Linked DNA regions of Homo sapiens: region 2 is linked to region 1. Evidence: chromatin loops called from intact Hi-C (ENCODE). Cell type or tissue: PC-9. All regions are shown on one strand. Links, peaks and the distances in the headings refer to the core of each region. The heading gives the core; the rest is flanking DNA.

Region 1 (10,304 bases), core at 1,251-9,250:
GGACCAGCTGGCACCACCCAGATTGACAAAATGGCTCATCTGATCTTGTGCCCCCTCAACCCAGGAACTGACTCAACAGAAGAGCACAGCTTTGACTCCGTATGATTTCATTTCCAACACAACCAATCAGCACTCCTGACCACTGGCCCCCAACCCACCAAATTATCCTTAAAAACTCCAATCCCTGAATGCTCGGCAAGACTGATTTGAGTAATAATATTTCAGTCTCCTGCACAGCCGACTCTGTGTGGATAACTCTTTCTCTATTGCAGCTCTCCTGTCTTGATAAATTGGCTCTGTCTAGGCAGCAGGCAAGGTGAACCCACTGGGCAGTTACTGTAGCCTCCACCTAATAGAATTCTAATTTAGTGCCTCGTAGAAAGAATGAAGTCCTTCAGTGATCAGCATGGGAATCATTTTGCTTAGCTTATCTCACCTAGGAACCATGCTCCACATAGTGTTTCATCCAGTTCCATCTTCATTAATTGAACATATGGGGACCCACTTGGAATGAAGAGTTGGTATAAAGATTAAGTTGAAGACATCTGAGATTCAACAGGTACAGAAAGGAGCCTTCTTGAAGCATTCCTTATCTGACTAAAAGCAGGAACCTCTGGTATGTGAGATTGCCATAAATTCTCTCTTTAGGGCAGGTCTTTGGGAGACAGACCAAGAGTTAACCTACCACAGATTCGCTCTTCCAGGGAGTTTCATGACCATGAAGAAGATAGACCACTTATCACAAACTTTCTTATCTTTAATTTGTTCTCCTAAAAATCCATCTATCATTCCTAAAGAAACTTATTTGTTTTTCCCATAGATGTCTTTTCTTCCATCTTCCTTTTCTCTCATAACTTAAGTACATAAGCCCCACATTCTAACCACTTCTTTGATTTACTGAGCACTCCTGCATATATGCCCATTATATGAGCAAATAAACTTCCTCTTCTTCTTCTTCTTCTTTTTTTTTTCAGTTTAATTTGCAGGCCTCCTAAGGAACAGAGAAAAAGTTTTTCCTCCTTCACAAACTCCTGCTGTGTTAATTTGAACTAGGCATAGTGCTGCGTACTGGGGTTGAGGTGTGGGGAACATAACCCACAAATATCAGTGAAATATAATCTTTGCCCTTTAGGGGTAAATGGGAAATTCTTATTGGCAGAAACTGTTCTTTGCACTAGTAATGACCCATTTCAAAGGGTCATCCTTTCAGATCCTGTTGGAAGGTCTTAAATATTCTTTTGAATTTGGGCTGGGGAGACACATGGTATGAAATACAATGGAGACACAGGATGTTAGGTCAAACATGAGAAAGATGGTGCAGAGCTTCGCCAGCTGTATGAGCCATGAAGTGCCCCAAGAACTTGGACAGCCCAGAAGTTTGTCATTAATCTTCCCCATTTAAGGAAGAGCTCTTGGCTTATGTTAGCATATTTGAGTTTCCCTGTAATCTAGATTAAACTCCTTTCAGAGGTGTTATAGAGCAGGGGTCCCCAACTAGTACCAGTCTGTGGCCTGTTAGAAACTAGGCCACAGAGGGGAGGTGAGCAGTGGGTGAGTGTTACTGCCTGAGCTCTGCCTCCTGTCAGATCAGCTGCGGCATTAGATTCTGATAGGAGCATGAACTGTGCAAGTGTGGAATGTAGGTTGTGCACTCCTTATGAGATGGAACAGTTTCATATTGAAACTGTCCCCTCCGCGTCTGTGGAAAAGTTATCTTCCACGAAACCAGTCCCTGGTGCCAAAAATGTTGGGGACTGCTGTTGTAGAGTACATAGAAAGAACCATCAACATCTTTGCTAGAATGCATGCAGCTTCTGAAGGCGAGGGAAAAAAAATCCATTTTACTGTCTCATTCTAGGTTCAATGACTAAAGCCCATAAATCAAACTGATGAAAGATTAACAAGAGAGAAAACAAACAAACAAACAAACAAAAAACAAAAAACAGTTCTAATTATATATGTATGCAGCAGAGAAAAGAAATGTGGCTCTCAATCACAGAAAAAAAAAATGTGGCTCAAGGAGGCAGCCAGATTGAGATTCATACACCCTCTTAGGTTAAGCAAAGGAAAAGGGGCTTGGGGCTTCTGTATGGGGAAGACAAGTTAGGGGAAGGTGAGGGGAGGAAATGTATAGTAAATAAGGATTGCCTTGTTATGCAGATAAGAGTGTCTCAGTGATAAGAGCTGTCTCCTGAGTAGCTTTCTTCCTGCTATGGAGGCACTTTTGCAAATGAGAATTTCCTTATTAAATATAAGTTTTCTTTACAAAAGGGAAAATTTATTCTTTAGTTTTAGGCAGTTAGAGGAAATTTGAGCTCTTCCTCCATCTGCTGGTTCTCAATTGCCTTTAGCTCAAAATAATCCTCATGCCAAAGTGGCATATTTTTTTTGGGGTGGGGGGGGCGACATATTTAGTACTCTTCATATCCAAGCAAATCTAGACTCAGGTTAGAACATTTTCTCAAATGATGATGCATTTGGATGACTAGTTGGCTAGGCTGGGCAACAGATTTAAGAGTGTTTGAGAAAAGGTTACTGCTCATTATGGCTTCAGCCTTCCTGACATGCCTACCTCATGCTCCTTTTTAATCTCATACTGCTAATTTCCATTTAAACACTGTCTCTTCTTAGGGCTTATTAGAATTAGTTGTCTCTGGGCATTACATATTCAGCATTTTGTCTGTGTTCAAAATTTCAGCTAAAGAGAAATTCTCCAAATTGCACAAGACATGATGGAATTCATTCTTTTAACAGCCTTGTCTCACTAGTTTTGTGTTTTGCAGAGGAGAAGGCAGCTAGATTCCTTTCCTTTCATGTAATAAAACATAGAGAAGAATAGGTCTTACAGCAAACCAGAAGCAAAGTTACAATGAAGACAAATATTTGAGAATACATCCAAGAATTTTTTGGGAAAAAAATGTGCCCTGGGAAAATAGATTCCAATCAACACAAATTAATTTCTTAGGAAAAAATTGTTAATATTTCCCTCCTCCTTTATTTCAGCATTGGCATTTTGATTATGGGATTCAATTCATGCCACAGAATGAGGACATGGTTTGATCCTGTCCAATGCAAGTCTTGTTGGGGATGAAAAATAAAATTTGGTACTAATAAGGTGTCCATACCTTAATGGATGAGAAATAGATAAGTTCTTCTGGTGCAGGTACCATGTCTTATTCATCTTTATGCCTCCGAAATGACAAGCCCAGTCACCTGTACATGGTAGATGATTGAAAAAAGTTTACTGAACTGAATTACTGAAGACAAGTGAATCTTGGGATTTGCTGTGTGCTCTTAATCTTTTGAGGCTATTGTCTAGGACAAGCTTGAGTCTTTTCTGGGAATGTGTATTCCTTCTTATTTTTAACTGTATACCTGAAGGTTTGTACATGGTTACTTAATCAGCATAGCATAAAATCCAAGGAAATAGCTCATTTACATTCTGCTTTATTTAAATTAGACCTAGGGAGATCTTACTCAGCTTACTTCATTATTAATAAATAATGAAACTATTCAGGAAGGAAACTTCAGTACTGGGGTGAGGGAGGGCTAGCTGTAACCATGTAGATTGCTAACATTTTAGTGAGGGCTGAGTACTACAAACACTGTGTATGAGCAATTTATGGAGTAAGTTTTAAATATAGCCTAGTCTTGGAGTCGAGGAATAACCAGATCAGTGATTGGTTGTTTCTATGTCTCATACCCAGAGTCTAGTTTTCCCCCTGTTAAAATTATGACCAGTAAACAACTGTGCTTTCTACAAAACTGGGAAAGTGCTTGTAATGGTCAGGCTTGAGTGATGTATGTAGCAAAGCAAAGTTGGCAGGTGCAGAATGAAAGATAGTGGTCACTTCTCCACTCAGGATTTATTTTCATTGTTTTTAGCTGGGAAAATAAATGTGGAGATTTTTCAGACAAACACGGTTTCTTGAAAATGCAGGTAATTGCTCCCATTGGTGTGCTCTGAAAGCACAGTGATACTTGCTAGGATAGATCATGAGCTGACATTACATTTCCAGGCTGGAACGCTGGCCTTTATCACAGCCTCAGAGGAAAAGGAGGCTGAGACTGAATGAGGCTGCAAAAGAGCTGACTGCTGAGACCATCACTTTTGCATATAAATTTTAGATCCTTTAATAACATGAAATGGTCTGGGTGCATTACAATTCCACATTAGGCATTGGCTGGCTGTAGACATCCAGGCAAGTGTAGGGGAGAAAAAGATAATTTTCTTTCTACCCAGTCTGAGTTCTTAGCCAGGACCCACTGTAACAAAAGATGGTTTAACAAGAGAAAAAAAAATAGAAGTTTATTAACATGTCTGCCTCATATATACATGAGAGTCACCCAGGGAAAAATGAGTAAATCCCAAAGAGATGGCTTTGAGTTCAGGCATAAATACCATCTTTAACTGAAACAAAGAAGGGTGTGGGAAAGGCAGGTTATGGGGAGGTAACCAGGAAAAGCACGGCAAACCAGGGTAAGGTTTATTGAGATTTGTCAGTGCTGTCTCCGCTGTTACATCTCTAGTGATTTAGACTGGTACAGAAAGGAGACACGAAATGGAGATTTCCTTCATAGATGTAAATTTTCTTTGTGTAATTTCTACTCTGTTTTCAGAGTTTCTCCTATGTCTGCATTTTCTCGAAATAATCAGCTCTAAATAATTCCTATGCCAAAGAGGCATATTATGGGGTAGCATATTCTGTTCTCTTACATGCTCCTTGCATCCCTTAAAGGGTTTTTTGTGGGGGGTGTTAAATTGTCCTACTATTTAAAACCATCTACCCTTAGTTATATAGTTCTCATGTGTAAATCTTAAGAGTGCAATTTAGGGCAGGCATGGTGGTTTATATCTGTAGTCCCAGCACTTTAGGAGGCTGAGGTGGGAGGATTGCTTGAGCCTGGGAGTTCGAGACCAGCCTGAGCCACACAGCAAGACCTCCATCTCTACAAAAAAAAAAAAAAAAAAAAAATTAATGCAAATTAATAATCTGATGAAAATCTTCCCACTTCCTTTGGGAATGCCAGAGCAGTGAGTCACTAGAGAGCCTTCCAGAGAGGGGAAGTGGCTGCATGCCTGAGCTCGTCACTCATTGGCACATCAGTTATCTCTGCCCTGCAGAGAGCCAAGGCGTCCTTCAGACAGGAAATAGGATCTTAGTGGGTGGCCGCCAAGAGCGCACAGACTTTGAAGCAGGAAAAGACAGTCTCTAGAGCAACATGGAAAGGATCCAGGTAAGGGAGCTTCTGTCGTCAGGGCCACATTGGCACCAAGGGGGTGCAGCAGAGGGGCTGACTTAGAAGAAGGCTAGTTTCTTCCCAATGCCACCCTATTCCACCACCCCACCACCCACGTTCTAAATGGTTTTGCGGAAGTGAATTGCTTAATTTCCCATCTTTTAGCCTTTAAAACATATTTTTCTCCCTCAAGTATTTGTTTTCAGGCAAAAGCAAGCCTCCAAAAGCCCCTTGGTTCTTCTCTGTGTGTCTCGCCCCTTCTGCCTTGTACACCAGACTGCCGGCAAGCAAGCGGGGAGGTGGCGAACAGCTGGGATCCTCCAGTGAAAAGTTTGCTCAGCGCGAGAGATGTCAAGAGGCTGGGATTGTCGCCTATCGGGAGGTGGGGAGCTCTCTCACTCACACTTCCTGGGAAATGAAGGAGAACTAATAGGCAGCCCGCATTTGCAGCCAGCCAACCTGGGTGGTATTCCTTGAAGTGAAGCGCTCATAAATCCCTTCTGGGGCCAGAGCCGGTTTCACAAGCTGCAGGATTTGGGTGGCCTGCCTGCTCTTTGGGAGCGGGCTTGGGAAGCTGAAGAAATTGAATCAGGACCTCAGGCCCTTTACAGACTCCCTTCTACACTTGGTTGCTGATTAAGAACATTATGTGGCATTTAAAATGGCACAATTATCTTCCGTTGGCCGTTCCTAGCTAAAAGTAGACTCCTATCAGCCCGTGACTGACGACAAGAAGGCTCTTCGTCCCTGTTTTTGAAATAAACATGGGTATAATCTGAATGTGTCAACTGCTTATTTCCTAAGGGAGTCTAATGGATAATTTTTAAAATCTAACTTGGACGTATTCATAATAAGCATCGTCCATTTTGCTAAGTTCTTTCCTAAGGCAAATAAATAGAGTCTTGCAATTGCTTTCTTTGTTCTTGTCAGAATGTTTCAGGTTTAGATTTCTCACCCCAGGGGAAGAAGAATGTGTGTACAAGTACATTTGGCAAACTGGGTTTGAAAATGTAGAGGAATATGCTTCTCAATAGAGAAGTTTCCCTCCCATATTTTCTTATGCTATGGGTTGGAAAGGCTATGTTTCCCTGTTTGCCAAATGCAAAAACAAACAGGCAAACAAACACAATTTTTAAAAAAAGTTAAAACAATAAGAAGGCCAGAAGCAATCTAATTTCAGTAATATTTTTAAGAAATTAATGGCCTGTATATGTGGCAACAGACACTTGGAAAAGATCAGGCCGACAGATGGGCACAAGTAAAGCCACAGGAAAACTGGGAAGGATGATAAATATTATCTGTAGGACATTTTTATCCCCCTTGTTAATTAACTATCCTGCTTTTCTTACAACAGCTATGCTTATTTTCCTTTTTACTCCAAAATTGTTTTATTTCATATTGCTTTCTTTCAAGTTTTCTCATATTTCCCTCCTGTGAGTTTTTTTTTTCTTTTTTTTTTTTTCTATCCCAAATCTGCTTTGATTTTCCATCCTGTGTTCTCTCCCACATCTCCTTCAACAAGGTTTTTGCAGGGAGAAAGGAAGGACATTTCCTTTGCCTCTTGTCAACTTCTTAACAATTTTCTTGCTATTAATGTCTAACAACTTTCCAGCCCCAGGGAATACACATACCTTCTTTTTCTATAAATTGTTGTGTGCTGTTCTCACTGCCCATCGTTGAAAATGCAACATGGCATTATTAATCTTACTCTCACTCTCTTTTTTTTTTCCTCTTAGAAGAATTCCACAGATGAATTGGTTCTGCCCTGTATCTTTGAATGGTTTTTATTTTCTGATGTCCAGTGTGGCAGCCTGGCAGAGACATTTAGTTGAAAGAACACGGGGCTCTGGAAACAACCAGTCCTCCTTGGTTCATATTCTCGTGTTGTCACTTATTAACCGAGTGACATTGGGTAAGTTCTTTTGTCCCTTTGAGCTAGTGTCTTCATTCCAATAACTATTCCTACCATCTGAGTTTGCTAATGGGTCTCAGGGAGAGGTAAGACATATATCACTTGGTACCTCATTTCATTTCTCTGATAGCAGAAAGTGGGAAGGTCATGACCAGTCAAGGGGCCTCTGAGTCAATCACGATTTTTCCTTCTGCAGAGTGTAATACCTTCTTTTCTTCCTGCCACAGAAAAAAACCACACTTGCTGAGCCAAAGAAGACCTTTCTGTTTTTTGAATAGCTTTGACTAGGTACATTTCTTGAAAAGGATTCTTCTTTGGCAGGAGAAGCCCAGATTTGAGGTCCCATGGTCCAGGAGGCATCTCATATACCTCTCTTGGTATGCCTACTGTCCCATTTTATTGACATCTCTCAGCAGAGTGGGAGATAAGAGGAGATGATGCTGGAATTCTTTCTGAGTATCAGTCTAGCATTGGCGGAGGGTCGAAAAACTGTAATAAAACTCTCTAAGGATTTGTCTAATTCAATAACTTAGATCTGAGCCAACTATCATCTCCTTGGAGAAGACTTCCCTGACCGTATGATCAAAATTACTTCCCCCAGTCACCCTCTAGTCATCAGTGTTCTTTTATCCTCATCCCAGCACTCACCACTCTCTGAAATTACTTGCTTATTTATATGTGTACTTGTTTATGTTTCTTGTTTGTTCCCTCCACTGAAACAAACTCTATGACAGCTCTTATTTTCTTTTCTAAGCCTCATTGCTTAGAACAGTGTATGACAAAAGTAGGCCCCCAATAAATATTGTTACATAAATAATTAGACTATAGATCTCACTAATGTTGGAAATGACCCCAGCATCTATAAAGGAATAAATATAGCAAAAGATATAGTTCTGGCTGGGCTCAGCTAATCTCACCTGGTTCATCTACCTGGCTGGGCATGTATGGCAGGGCAGAGTTTCTTTTTTAGATTCGAACTGCATCCTAGTTGAACACACTGATATATCCATAATGAAGTGACTACTCAAGAAGAATCAGGCAGCGATTGCAGTTTTATTTATTTCATGGAGTAATAATCACCACAGTTGATCATGCCTCCTCCTTTTTGAAAACAGTTTCTTACCTGTGTTCTCTCTTGAGTTTATCAGCAGTTGCACCCCACTTCAGTGTCCACCATTGGCTCCTGTCATCTCCCCAACCTTGACTCTCTTCTCATCTCTGTCATCGTTCATTCTCTAGGTGACTGTTTTAGTCACATGGCCTTGTTAGGAGTCAGAAGCAGATACCCCCAAATGTGGTGCTTTTAAACGCTGAACTGAAGAAGCCTCGAGGTCTCTCTGGCATCTCCCTACTCCTGACATCTCTCCTCAAACCTTTATCTGCCTAAGATCTAGACATGCCAAAAGGAACAATTGTTTCTTCTTCCCCTCTCTGTAAGTCCAAGAGTGTAATCACACCTGAACAGAACCTTTTCCAAGGAAATGTACAAGTTCATCTCTGTTCCCTGAGCCACTCATTCTCCCTAGTAATCCCCTCAACAGAATCGCTCTTCCCTCCCCTCCCATAACCTGCTCCACCAGGAAGGTGTGTAAGCTTCTGAATGCTCTTGAGGGGTGGGCAGTCTCTCGGTGGTTCTCCCCATGTATATACATTAAATAAATTTGTTTGCCTTTTCTCCAATTAACCAGTCTTTTGTGAGTTGATTTTTCAGTGAACCTTCAGAGCGTGAAGGAGAGGTTTCCCTTTGGTCCCTATAGCCTCAGATACCTTCCCATTCTGACAACCATGACATTATATTTTCAGCCTAGACACATATTTCCAGGATGTGTGATATACCCATTTGGATGTTGAGGTTGATTGTATGATGTCTACAGCCTTTGCTGTGTGACTCTGCATTCCCTCTCACTGAGAGGCAGGATCTACTCTTCCTGCCACCCCTGTGGAATCTGGGCTTAGTCATGTCACTTGCTTGACAGGATGAGGCCAAATTCAATGTACTGTAGGGAAAGAAATATCTTTTCCTCACCTATCACTATATTCATGGGTGAGGCCCCTATAACAAAAGACAGATTAAAAAGACAAAAGCAAAAACACGTATTTAATATAAGTTTTGTGTGGCATGGGAGCCTCCTGAAGAAATAGTTAAACGTGTGTATTTTTATGCTTAGGTGTAGGAAGAGTGGACAGTCATGGAGAAATATGATTGGAGGACAAAAAGCTGTGATCTGCTGGTACTAAACTGGGAGGAACTTAGCGAGGCTTGTGTATTCTGATTTTTCTCTGTGTCCCTGTGTCTTCAGAGATAAGGATGTTTCCTTTTCTCTGGGTATATGAAGGGTACTTCTTGAATGAGGGTCTTATGATCTGTTTCAGAAGAGAAGGGTAGGAGAAGGTCAGAGAGTGACCTTCCTAGGTTTTATGACCTGCTTCAAGGGAGAAGGGTGAGGGAGGAATGATAGTGACCTTCCTGCTTCTGCTGTTTTCTCAAATGCCAATGTGCCATATTTTGGGGTAAGATGTTCTGAACCCCATCAGTGTGCACATACTACGCCTAGTCCTCAAGAGTGCTTGTGTATTTCCACTTATTGTCTCTTGCGCTTCTGCTACTACCATGAGAAGCACAAGGCTCAGCTAACCCTCTGGCCCTGAGAGGAGAATGAGAAGGCGGGACGCAGTGGTGTATGCCTGTAATCTCAGCTACTCAGGAGGCTGAGACAGGAGAATCACTTGAACCCGGGAGGCGGAGGTTGCAATGAGCTGAGATCACGCCAATGGACTCCAGCCTGGGCAACAAGAGCGAAACTCTGTCTCCAAAAAAAAAAAAATATATATATGTATATATATGATGAGAAATTTGGAGCAGAGCTTCCTAAGGAACTTCAGTCAAGCCCTATTAGAGTGGATCACAAATCCATCTGAGATTAGTTGAGCCAAGCCCTAAGCAGCTGACTCTCTCTCTTTTTTTGTTTTGTTTTGTTTTGTTTTGTTTTGTTTTTGAGACAGAGTCTCGCTCTGTCACCCAGGCTGGAATGCAGTGGCACGATCTTGGCTCACTGCAAGCTCCGCCTCCCGGGTTCATGCCATTCTCCTGTCTCAGCCTCCCGAGTAGCAGCTGACTCTCATTTAACCCCCAGACTCATGAGCTATAAAA
Region 2 (10,304 bases), core at 1,109-9,108, 44 kb before region 1:
ATTCAATTAAGGGAAAATTGAATGAAATTCCCATTATGTGCCAGGCACTAGGCTGGTCAATGTGAGTGATATAAGGTTAAAGAAGACCTCATTTTGGGTCCCGTGGGTCCCCTAGCCTAGCAGGACACACAGATGCAGAGAACATGGTAAAGGGCATGCTAAATAGACGTTCGGCCCAGAGGATATGGGGCTACATCAGAAGAAGCATTTACTTCTGACTGGGCTAAGTAAAAGCAGGAACACTTAAGCTATGCTTTTAGTGGTTTCTGGGAGCACAATGGGGGCATCTACTCTGTAAGATCAGACCATGTGGATGGCAAAGACTGGCTATAGCCAGAAAGAATTGCTGAACGAAGGCTGACAAGACATATGTTCACCATTCATGGAAGGTGGCCCGGTCATCCAGAGTTTCCCATCTCATTCAAATAGGAGAAATTAGCATATGCCTTTTTGGGGGAAGCAGGTAGAAGTGTCCTGAAACATTATACTCTAACAAAAATGACATTCTTCTCCCTCTATTTTGGGTTGAGACTTAATTGATTAAACTAATAGTAGCTGGAATTTATAGAAGTCCTTCTTATAACACTTTTCAAGAGATGTTTAGGGTCATCAGTATGCCCAGCAAAACCTTTTGAGAGCCATTAAATCCAATGAGGACAGGGAGACCCAGGGTCGTGGCATGAGCTGATAATGCCACACTGGGAGCAACATGAAGGTCTTGCCTAATTTCTCTCTTAGCACTTTTCATATTCTCTGTACTTTATCTCATAACCACTCAGCTTTCTGGACATCATTTTTTTTTTTTCTTTTTAATGGGCAAGAGTCTTCAAATTGCAAGGCACACTGGCACCATTTACATTTTAAGAGGCTTAAATTTTTAATTTTCTTTTTCATTTCACTGGAACATTTTAGAAAGTTGCACTGCTTTTTATTATGCCACATTCTGAACATACCCTACTGCTTTGATCCTAACCCCTTCAGAACCTGGGCAGGGCTGGACTCTCAAGGAATCAGTAAACAAGTTGAGAAGTCCGGCAGGCTGAGGACACTCCATCAGGCAGGGGTGGGCCAAAGCCCTCTACCTTATGAGACTCCATTATGTGAAGAAGACAGAAGATGATGGCTTTGGATTGTTGGATTCCAGCAGCCCAAGTGCACACAGCTTACCTAACTTGCCCTCTGCTGCTTAAACTGTTTCTAAGTCTGTCCCCCAAAGCCTTGTCAAATGGCAGTGTTCTCCCCCGGCCTCAGAATGCTGGATTGCATTAGGCTGTATGTCATTGCATTCCATGACTGACACCGATAGTATCTATCTGTTGAATTTCCATCCGAGTGCCATCCTTATTAGATTTCAGGAGGAACAGTTAGTGGCTCCATTAAAATTTCCTGACTTATTTTGGTTTCACCCTTAAGCAACTGCCTAAATGGCTTGTTTCCCTTGAAACTAAACATTTTCCTATGGTGAGAGCAGAGAAAATTAATAGCTTCTGGAATATAGAACAGTTGGGTAGGGATTTTGGAAACAATTCTCCCTTTTCTAAGGTTCTTATTGGAAGGGAGTCTTTGTTATCACCTTAGGGGGCCAAAGTCCTGTATCCTTAACACTGCCTGTATTTATCTCTGCTTACTCCCAAGCCTATCAGTTAAAGGGGTGAAAAGCAAATCAGCAACAAAGCCAACTGTTAAAAGAATGAGATCTAGGGTGGTAGGTTAGCACTCACAAGTACAGGCAAAAATAGCCTATTGTTCCTGGGAAAGCAGAGAAAACACACAAATTAACAGGATGCCACTGTTTCTCCGCAGCAAATTCTTGGTTCTTGTCATCAAATCATCTCACTTTTGAGTTCAGAAGCATAAGGAGTGTTTCTACTTGTGGCTTTGTAAGAAGAAGAAATTTCTACTTGTGAATTGTGATGACATACCTTCATTTAAGTCTTTGTGAGGGGTGTACCATACAGTTAAAGAAAGTGTAGAATTTCTGTTTTAAATAAAAATACCTGCTTTTCAATTTTCCTGCATCTGTTGACAACTGGTTAAATATTGTTTTCCTCTCCCAGGAAAATCATTATCCTGGTGGCTACACTATGAATCGTACATCTCTGCCTCTTCCTTCTTCCCTCTCAAGTAAACCATGCACATTCATTTATTTAATTGTTCAACATGTATTTATTGACTGCCTTCATGGCATATTGTACTCTGCTAGGTGCTGGGTATATGGTGATAAGCATAATAGATGGTTTCTACCTGCCTAGAACTTACAGGTCTTGAAGGAGAGACAGATATTTTAAAATATTTACATAGACATACACACACGTATGTATAAACACACATGCATACATACATCTAAACATAACATACATGCCTACATATATGCATCATATAACACACAAATTAAAAATGGTAATAAATGAAGAAAGAGAAATAAGGCTGGGCAAGGTGGCTCACACCTGTAATCACAGCACTTTGGGAGGCTGAGGCGGGCAGATCACCTGAGGTCAGGAGTTCAAGACCAGCCTGGCCAACATGGTGAAACCCTTTCTCTATTAAAAATACAAAAGTTGGCTAGGTGTGGTGGTGGGTACCTATAATCCCAACTACTCAGGAGGCTGAGATGGGAGAATCGCTTGAACCTGGGAGGTGGAGTTGCAGTGACCTGAGATCGTGCCATTGCACTCCAGCTTGGGTGACAAGAGTGAGACTCTGTCTCAAAAAAAAAAAAAAAAAAAAAAGAAAAAGAAAAATGAAATGAAAGATCTAATTAAATGAGGGCAGTCAGCAGTGGCCTACCTAAATAAATAAATCACTTTTGAGATGGGTTGGGGCTAGAAGGCAGGAGAAAAGAATAGCAATGAGAGAGAACAAGCTGTATGAAGGCCCCCAAGGGAGTGGCGTGTTTGAGAAACTGAAAGGAGAGTGACTGACAGGAGTGAGCAGGAGCCCCATGGCCATCAAGGGTTTGGGAGTCAAAGCAGTGAATGCAATGAGATGCATTTAGGTTTAAAAGGGTCATTCTAGCTGTTGAATGGGGAATTGATTTGAGGGAACTAAGAGAGGAGAGGTGTTTGCCATGAACATAGAGCAATGGGCCAGGAATGGTGGTCAAGCCTATAATCCTAACACTTTGGGAACCCAAGGTAGGTGGATCGCTTGAGTTCAGGGGTTCAAGACCAGCCTGGGCAACCTAGGAAGATCCTGTCTCTATAAAAAAATAGAAAAAAAATTAGTTGGGCATGGTGGTACTCACCTGTGGTCCCAACTACTTGGGAGATTGAGGTGGCAGGATCATCTGAGTCCGAGACGTTGAGGCTGTAATGAACTGTGATAGTGCCACCACACTCCAGCCTGGGCCACAGAGTGAGATGCTGTCTTTAAAAAAAAAAAAAAAAAGGAGTGACGGATTCAAGTACTCTTGGTGGAACAATTGAGAACTTGTTGATAAATTGGACATGAAAATCATGGAGACGGATGTATAAAAGTGACTCTTTCCCCTTTGATTTATGCCCTGACTGTTCAGTTAATTTCTCTTTAGGTGACCTTTCTCCCATGACTGCGCCACTTGTCTCACTCCCAGTAGGAAATAAGCTGAACTGGTTTTTCCATTCTTCTCCGGGGCCTTGACTGGGAGAGGCCAGTCAGCTCCACAGGCAGCTTCTCTGGTTGAATAAATACCTGCAGGGGTTTATTAACTCCAGATCTTATACAAACAAATAATTTGAAAATGACTGAAACCACTCTAGAATAATGCTTATTTACAGGTTTTATATCATATATGATAAATGATTAAAGATATAAGATGAGTTCTATTATAAATTTCAATTCTTTTTCAGTAAGGAATTGGCTTTACCCCTTAATTTGTGTCAACAAAGAAACGGTTTTGGCCTGGAGTTTGTTCCTCCTCCAGGTCTGAGGATATTTTTGTTTGGCTGGTTGGTTGCTCCATATTGGCTTGCTTCAGGACATCTGAATAAGAATATTTGTTTCTTGGTTTTAGGCCTCTTACGAGGGACTCCTTTCGTTTGCTTCTAACAAATATGTTCAGTGCACTTTGAATAATGGGTCTTTGTCAATTGACTTCCACAGGTGGCTTTGTTTCTTTTCAAAATGTTTTAAAAACTTTTTGTGTTATCAGTAAATAGTCATAATTAATAAAAGCATAAGAGCTACTGTGTATTGAATGCTAAGAAATGCTGCTTACTGTTTTTTAGATGTAATCTCATAAGATGGGTGTCAGTGTTTTCCATCAAAGTCATGTGGTTATTAAGTAGTGGAGATGGAATCTGAACCCAGGCAGGGCTGGTTTCAAGGCCAGAGCCCTTGGCTATTACCTTGGGTGTCTGATGAAGGTTCCCAGTAACCTGAGTCCTCTGGGCTGAGGTTCTTTGTGGCAGCCACACTCTCTGGTATGACCTGTGATCATCCTCTGCTTTGGCAAGGGGAGGACATTTTTAACCACCTGAGCAGGAAACAGTGACTTCCTCCTTGGCATCCCATCTGAATTTAATCCCTTCTGAGGATTAAATCCTGTGGATGTTTACGTGTCCTCTTTGATTTTCTTTTTCTTTTCAATTTTCCTCAGTTACTTCAGAAAGAAAATCCTTTTCTCCAATTTTATCATGTCTTCTCTAAGCCAAAAGAGGATGATTGAGTTATCACGGCTGATAAGCATTAAGAGTCAGTGATACTGTTTTATATATATTAAAAAATGTCTGTTTCAGACTTGGTTCTGCCATGCAATGATTGTTTCTAATTTCTAATTATGGAAGCTATCTTAGATAAATTGTTAACTACCTTTTCTTTTCAAAGTACAGTGGCTGGCCAGGCGTGGTGGCTCACACCTCTAATCCCAGCACTTTGGGAGGCTGAGGTGGGCAGATCACTTGAGGTCAGGAGTTCCAGATCAGCCTGGCCAGCGTGGTGAAACCCCATCTCTACTAAAAATACAAAAATTAGCCAGACGTGGTGGTGGATGCCTGTAATCCCAGCTACTTGGGAGGCTGAGGCCCAAAAATCACTTGAACCTGGGAGGTGGAGGTTGTAATGAGCTGAGATTGTGCCACTGCACTCCAGCCTGGGTGACAGAGTGAGACTATCTAAAAAAAAAAAAAAAAAAAAAAAACACACACACAGTGGCTGGTACAAAGTAGAAATATAATCTGTGTTAGTCAGTGTTGAATCCTAAATAAGGGAGGGGTTAAACATTTATTTACTTGACAAACAGGTACTGAGAGCCCTCTATGTGCCAGGCACCCTGCCAAGGGTGGGTGTGCATAGATGAGGTTGAGATTTAGAAAATCCAGAGTCAGTGACTTGGATTCTAATCTTGCTCTCCTCCACATGAATTGTGAAGCTTGGTAAATTGCTTTATCTCTAAGCAACAGATTTCTCGTCCAACAATTGGAGCTAATCAGAGGGCTGATTTCATAGGCCCTATGTTAGGTGGCTTGAATGAGAATTAATGGGAAGCACTTGCACAGTGTATAGCTCATTGTAAGGGCTCTGTCAGTGTTACCTGTTGTTATTATGAAAAAGAAGATCAAGAGAAGAGGAACTATACCCCCAGTGTAATTAATTTCAATAAGCATTCAGTAAGCACACACATGTGCATGTATACACACATACTTATATACCTACAAGGGGAATACAGATATTTAATGTTGGGGAGAAGGGTGAATATTCAATCTGAAATTATTATTATTATTTTAGACAAAGTCACTCTAGTCGCTCAGGCTGGAGTGCAATGGCGCGATCTCAGCTCACTGCAACCTCCTCCTCCCAGGTTCAGGCGATTCTCCTGCCTCAGCTTCCCGAGCAGCTAGGATTACAGGCACCTGCCAGCATACCCCACTAATTTTTGTATTTTAGTAGAGACAGGGTTTCACCATGTTGGCCAGGCTGGTCTCGAACTCCTGACCGCTCACCTCGGCCTCCCAAAGTGCTGAGATTACAGGCATGAGCCACCATGCCTAGCCTTAAAATTATTTTTATAAAACAAAACAATGCATTTTTTATATAACATAAACTGTGGAAAGTCAAACTTAACAAATCTCTTGGGCAAAGAATAAGCAAACTTGAACCAAAGACTTTCAGTGTCCCTTGATGTTTCCATAGTATATGAGTCTATGGAAAAAAAAAAGGCAGACTTTGATTTTAATGTAAATTTAGACAATATTGCTATTAACTGGATTTTCAGAGTGAAGGCAGACATGACAAAGTGAACTGTGGGCAGAGAAGCAGTTGGACAGAACCAATCTTTAGCAGATGGCCACTAGAGTGACATTGCTGTGTGGTGGCAGCCCAGCGGCTGCTGTTGGGCTGAGATTTGGTGTGCTGTCCAGGACAGAGCAACTCAAGGATACAAAGAATGTTGACCAGAGTCCTGGCAGGCACTCAGCATGGGGTGGGTGGATAGGCCTCACCCCTGGGGTCAGGATGTTCCAACAGGCAGGCAGAGCATGACAGAGGAGGATGGGGGAGGCAATACTCAAAGTCCAGCAGGATTGGCTGTGGATTTCAGGGAAGTGCATCAGCAGGGAGCAGGGCCCTGATCTCTGGGGTTGAGCTGAAACGTGGAGACTGGCAAGAGCAAGGCAAGTCTTGTTTACAGACCTTGAACTCCAGTTCCTCTGCAGCCCAGGCTTATGTGGCAGGATTCAGGATTCAGAACTTATGGTGGCCGGGTGTAGTGGCTCACACCTGTAACCCCACCACTTTGGTGGGCAGAGGCAGGAGGACTGCTTGACCCCAGGAGTTTGAGATCAGCCTGGGCAACATAGTGAGACCCCACTTCTTTTTTTTTTTTAATTTTTTTTTTTTTTTTGAGACGGAGTCTCACTCTGTCGCCCAGGCTGGAATGCAGTGGAGCAATCTCGGCTCACTGCAAGCTCCGCCTCTGGGGTTCACGCCATTCTCCTGCCTCAGCCTCCCGAGTAGCTGGGACTACAGGTGCCTGCCACCACGCCCGGCTAATTTTTTGTATTTTTAATAGAGATGGGGTTTCACCGTGTTAGCCAGGATGGTCTCGATCTCCTGACCTCGTGATCCGCCCACCTTGGCCTCCCAAAGTGCTGGGATTACAGGCGTGAGCCACTGTGCCCAGCGTGACACCCCACTTCTATGTAAAAAACAAAACAAACAAACAAACAAAAAACTTAAAAATGAGCCAGGCTTGGTGACTCTTGCCTGTAGTCCCAGCTACTTGGGAGGCTGAGGTGGTAGGATCACTTGAACCCAGGAAGCTGCAGTGAGCTATGATAGTGCCACTGCACTCCAGGTGTGGTGACAGAGCAAGATCTTGTCTCAAAAAAGAACTTATGGTAACCTAGAAGGACCCAAACGCCTCTATTTAAGTCTCCTTGACTGAGGGCGGGGCTGGGCTTGCCGGTAAGGGTCAGATGCCACTTGCTGTGAGGAATGGAGAGGTGCAGAGACTGAGAAACCCAGAATTTCTTCCAGAATGTGCATAAACAATTCCCACTCCCTTCTTGTATTCCTATTTTCTAATTATATGTAGTTACTAATACATCATATAGCTTTACTTAGTAAAAAAAAAAAATCAATATATACTATTAAAATGGCATTCTCCATCTAAGCAGCTATATGATTTGAAATGTCCACCACAGCCTTAAGCTTCAATCAATTTAATTATTTTTGATACATGGAAGTCATAAAACTAACTTAACTTAAAAAATTTTGTATATCTTTTTCTATAATTTGATAAATGGAAGATTCATTTATACTTCATGTTTTCCAACTTTTGGTTTGAAAACCTGTCCCTATATTGAGGAATATTTAAAAAGAGCTTTGTTAGGTTGGGAAAATGATCACATTTGTGACATTTTTTTTCTAATGAAAAATGCATTCCAAATTTGCAACAGCCACCCTGGAAGTTTCTTTCAGGCAAGATCTGTTGGGAATGTACCATAGTGCCATGTCCAGAACCCTCGGTAGAAATGGTGCTCAATAAATATCAAATGTGTCTGACGGTAGGGAGAGGCTTTTAAAGCAATGCCTCTCCAAAATTGAAGCCATTGAGTCTGATCCACTGTATCCTTGAAATCATAACAGAACCAACCCCCTATCAGGTGGAAGTGTTCACTACCGAAATATGACCAAGTCGATTAATCATCCTTGTTTCTCCCTCAGCTCCTCAGCGCTCTCTCCCTACATTCCCTGTAGAGTGAATGTCACAACATCCACATTGGTGTCCAAGTCAGGCATCTTGGAGTTAACCTGCTGCAAGGAAAAATGTGGGCTTCAGGGGAAAACTATGCATTGTCTAAAGACAGCCCTCTGAGTTATGTGACTCTATGGGAGCTATTGTACAACTCTGTAAACCATACATAATTGATGGGATGCAAAATCATTTTTAGCTATAGCTGTGCAAATTCTGTCCTATCTTGTAGAGATTCAACTGAGTTCTCCCCCACTGTGGAAGAAACCAGTTTTACCTCCATCTGCACATTCATTTCAATATTCCTGATCTATAAATGTGTCTGTTTTTCAATTTCTCCCTTGATCCAGTTATAACATCTGCCTGGCACCTTCTTTATGAGTAAAAGAAAATCTTTAACATGTGTTCATTTTATATCCTTATGAGTCATAATTTTACCTTTTTTTGGAAAATTATCTTTTAGCACTGCCTTTTTCTCACTCATAGCTTCTCATCCTTCATTTGTTCACTTAGTTCTCTTTCTTCTAATGTCTCTCTAATTTTTCTCTTTCTCTGCAACTCCACTGCTGCAATCCAAGTTAAGTTCACTGTGATTTTTTTTTAAACATAGATCATGGCAACAGACTTCTAATTGGTGCCCTGTGTTCAACCTTGGGCCTCCCAACCCTCCCCACATTTTATTCTATACCCTTTAACTCTCTAAAAATGTAAATCCTCTCCTATCTGTTTCCTTCTTAAAGCTCCTCAAAGGTTTTGCATCATCTGTAGACTACTGGTCTTGTTAAGAAGCTGGGTCTTTGAGATACATTGTGAGCTATGTCCTGCTGTAGCCTCATAACTATTTTCCCCACTCCTTCACCTTCAATCTGAGGGCCAACCACAATTAACTTCTTCCAATAACCTTTAATACCCCACTCACTTCTGGGACTTCCCTCCTGCTGTTTCTTCTGCCTGCCTGTCTTCCCCCTCCACCTTCACTGGGCTAGCTCATCTCATCTCAGCCCACATGTAACTTTCCATGGGAGGCCATCTCTATTGTGTACCCTGTTCTTTCTCTGCAATAGAGAGCATGACACTGTAGGGCTACATCCTTTATTCCACAGAATACTGTAATCTCCATGCGGACAAGGATTGTCTTCTTAACTCTTATAACTCCCACTGCCTAGTTTAGAACGCCAATGAGTATTTATTGGATGCATGTGACTTAGGGTCTGGGCACTCAGTGTGGCCCAGCATAGCAGTGCTGGCATTTTTTCTATTATAATTTTGCAATAGTTATTAAACAATAGAGATGGACAATATCCAGAGAGACTATCATCTCCTAATCTTTCCTTGTAAACAAAGAGGTTAATCTATGTTCTTGGAGTACATAGGCAGGCAGGGGGTTATTGGCAGAGCTGGTCTTGCATCTTGGTTCTGAAGATATAACTAAGGTGGGCTGAGTCCTAGAGTTTTGTGACTCAAGTGTGCTCTGTGGGACCAGCAGCATTGGCATCCCCTGGGAGCTTGTTAGAAATGCAGAATTTTCCTTCTGAACAACAGTTATGTGGAAAAGAGAAAAAATGTAAAGAAAATAAAGAAATGCAGAACCTTAAGCCCAGCCCCAGACTTCCTGAGCTAGAATTGGGATTTTAATAAAACAAGATGCCTAAGTGACTTGATTGCACATACAGTTTGAGGAACACTGTCTAAGAGGTCCTACTTGTTGTGTGATCTTGGAGAGGTTACTTAAGCACACAAGTACTTCCATAATTGTGGAATGAGGCTTCTACTTTATACGTAGCTTATAGGGCTATAATGAAGATTCAAAGTTGATATACACAAAGACTTTGTAATAATAGCATATAGTAAGACATTGATTAAATGTTATCTTTTGAAAATATGACATAAGACCGAAGAATAAGGCACACAATTGGGATGTCAGACCTGTAGGGCAGGCATGTAGACAGGCCTGCATTCTTGTGAGCCAAGTCTGTGGGAGTTTTCACCCTTTTACACTTTTGCTGTCTCTAAACTATTCTCTAGCTTAGCTCCGAGAGTATAACTCAAGCCGAACTTGAATCATGATAAAGTCACATTATCCTCTGCACTAGGAGTGGAGAAGTGTGGAGTCCCATCCTCTCCAACAGCATTT

Evidence for each region. Peaks named below come from ENCODE experiments on the same cell type or tissue, not always from the same donor. Only the 100,000 strongest peaks of a DNase experiment are listed, where the experiment ranks them.
Region 2: a loop joins it to region 1, with 2.2 times the contacts of the local background. A loop is called at or near these places in 3 of 110 quality-filtered maps.

What each region holds. Positions count from the first base shown.
Region 1 is chr18:61,601,785-61,612,088 of GRCh38, reverse strand. It overlaps LOC124904314 (a long non-coding RNA gene), which reads left to right and starts at 5,144. Exons shown (of 7, transcript XR_007066395.1): 1 at 5,144-5,238; 2 at 5,435-5,623; 3 at 6,978-7,153. RefSeq lists enhancers at 4,863-5,498, 4,611-5,810, 5,499-6,135. In PC-9, for the core only: no CTCF peak of the experiment used is centred there; a DNase peak (open chromatin) is centred at 5,098.
Region 2 is chr18:61,645,344-61,655,647 of GRCh38, reverse strand. It overlaps LOC105372157 (a long non-coding RNA gene), which reads right to left and starts at 3,576. Exons shown (of 3, transcript XR_001753472.2): 1 at 3,535-3,576; 2 at 3,245-3,362. In PC-9, for the core only: no CTCF peak of the experiment used is centred there; DNase peaks (open chromatin) are centred at 3,597, 4,347 and 5,197; H3K27ac peaks cover 1,918 bases.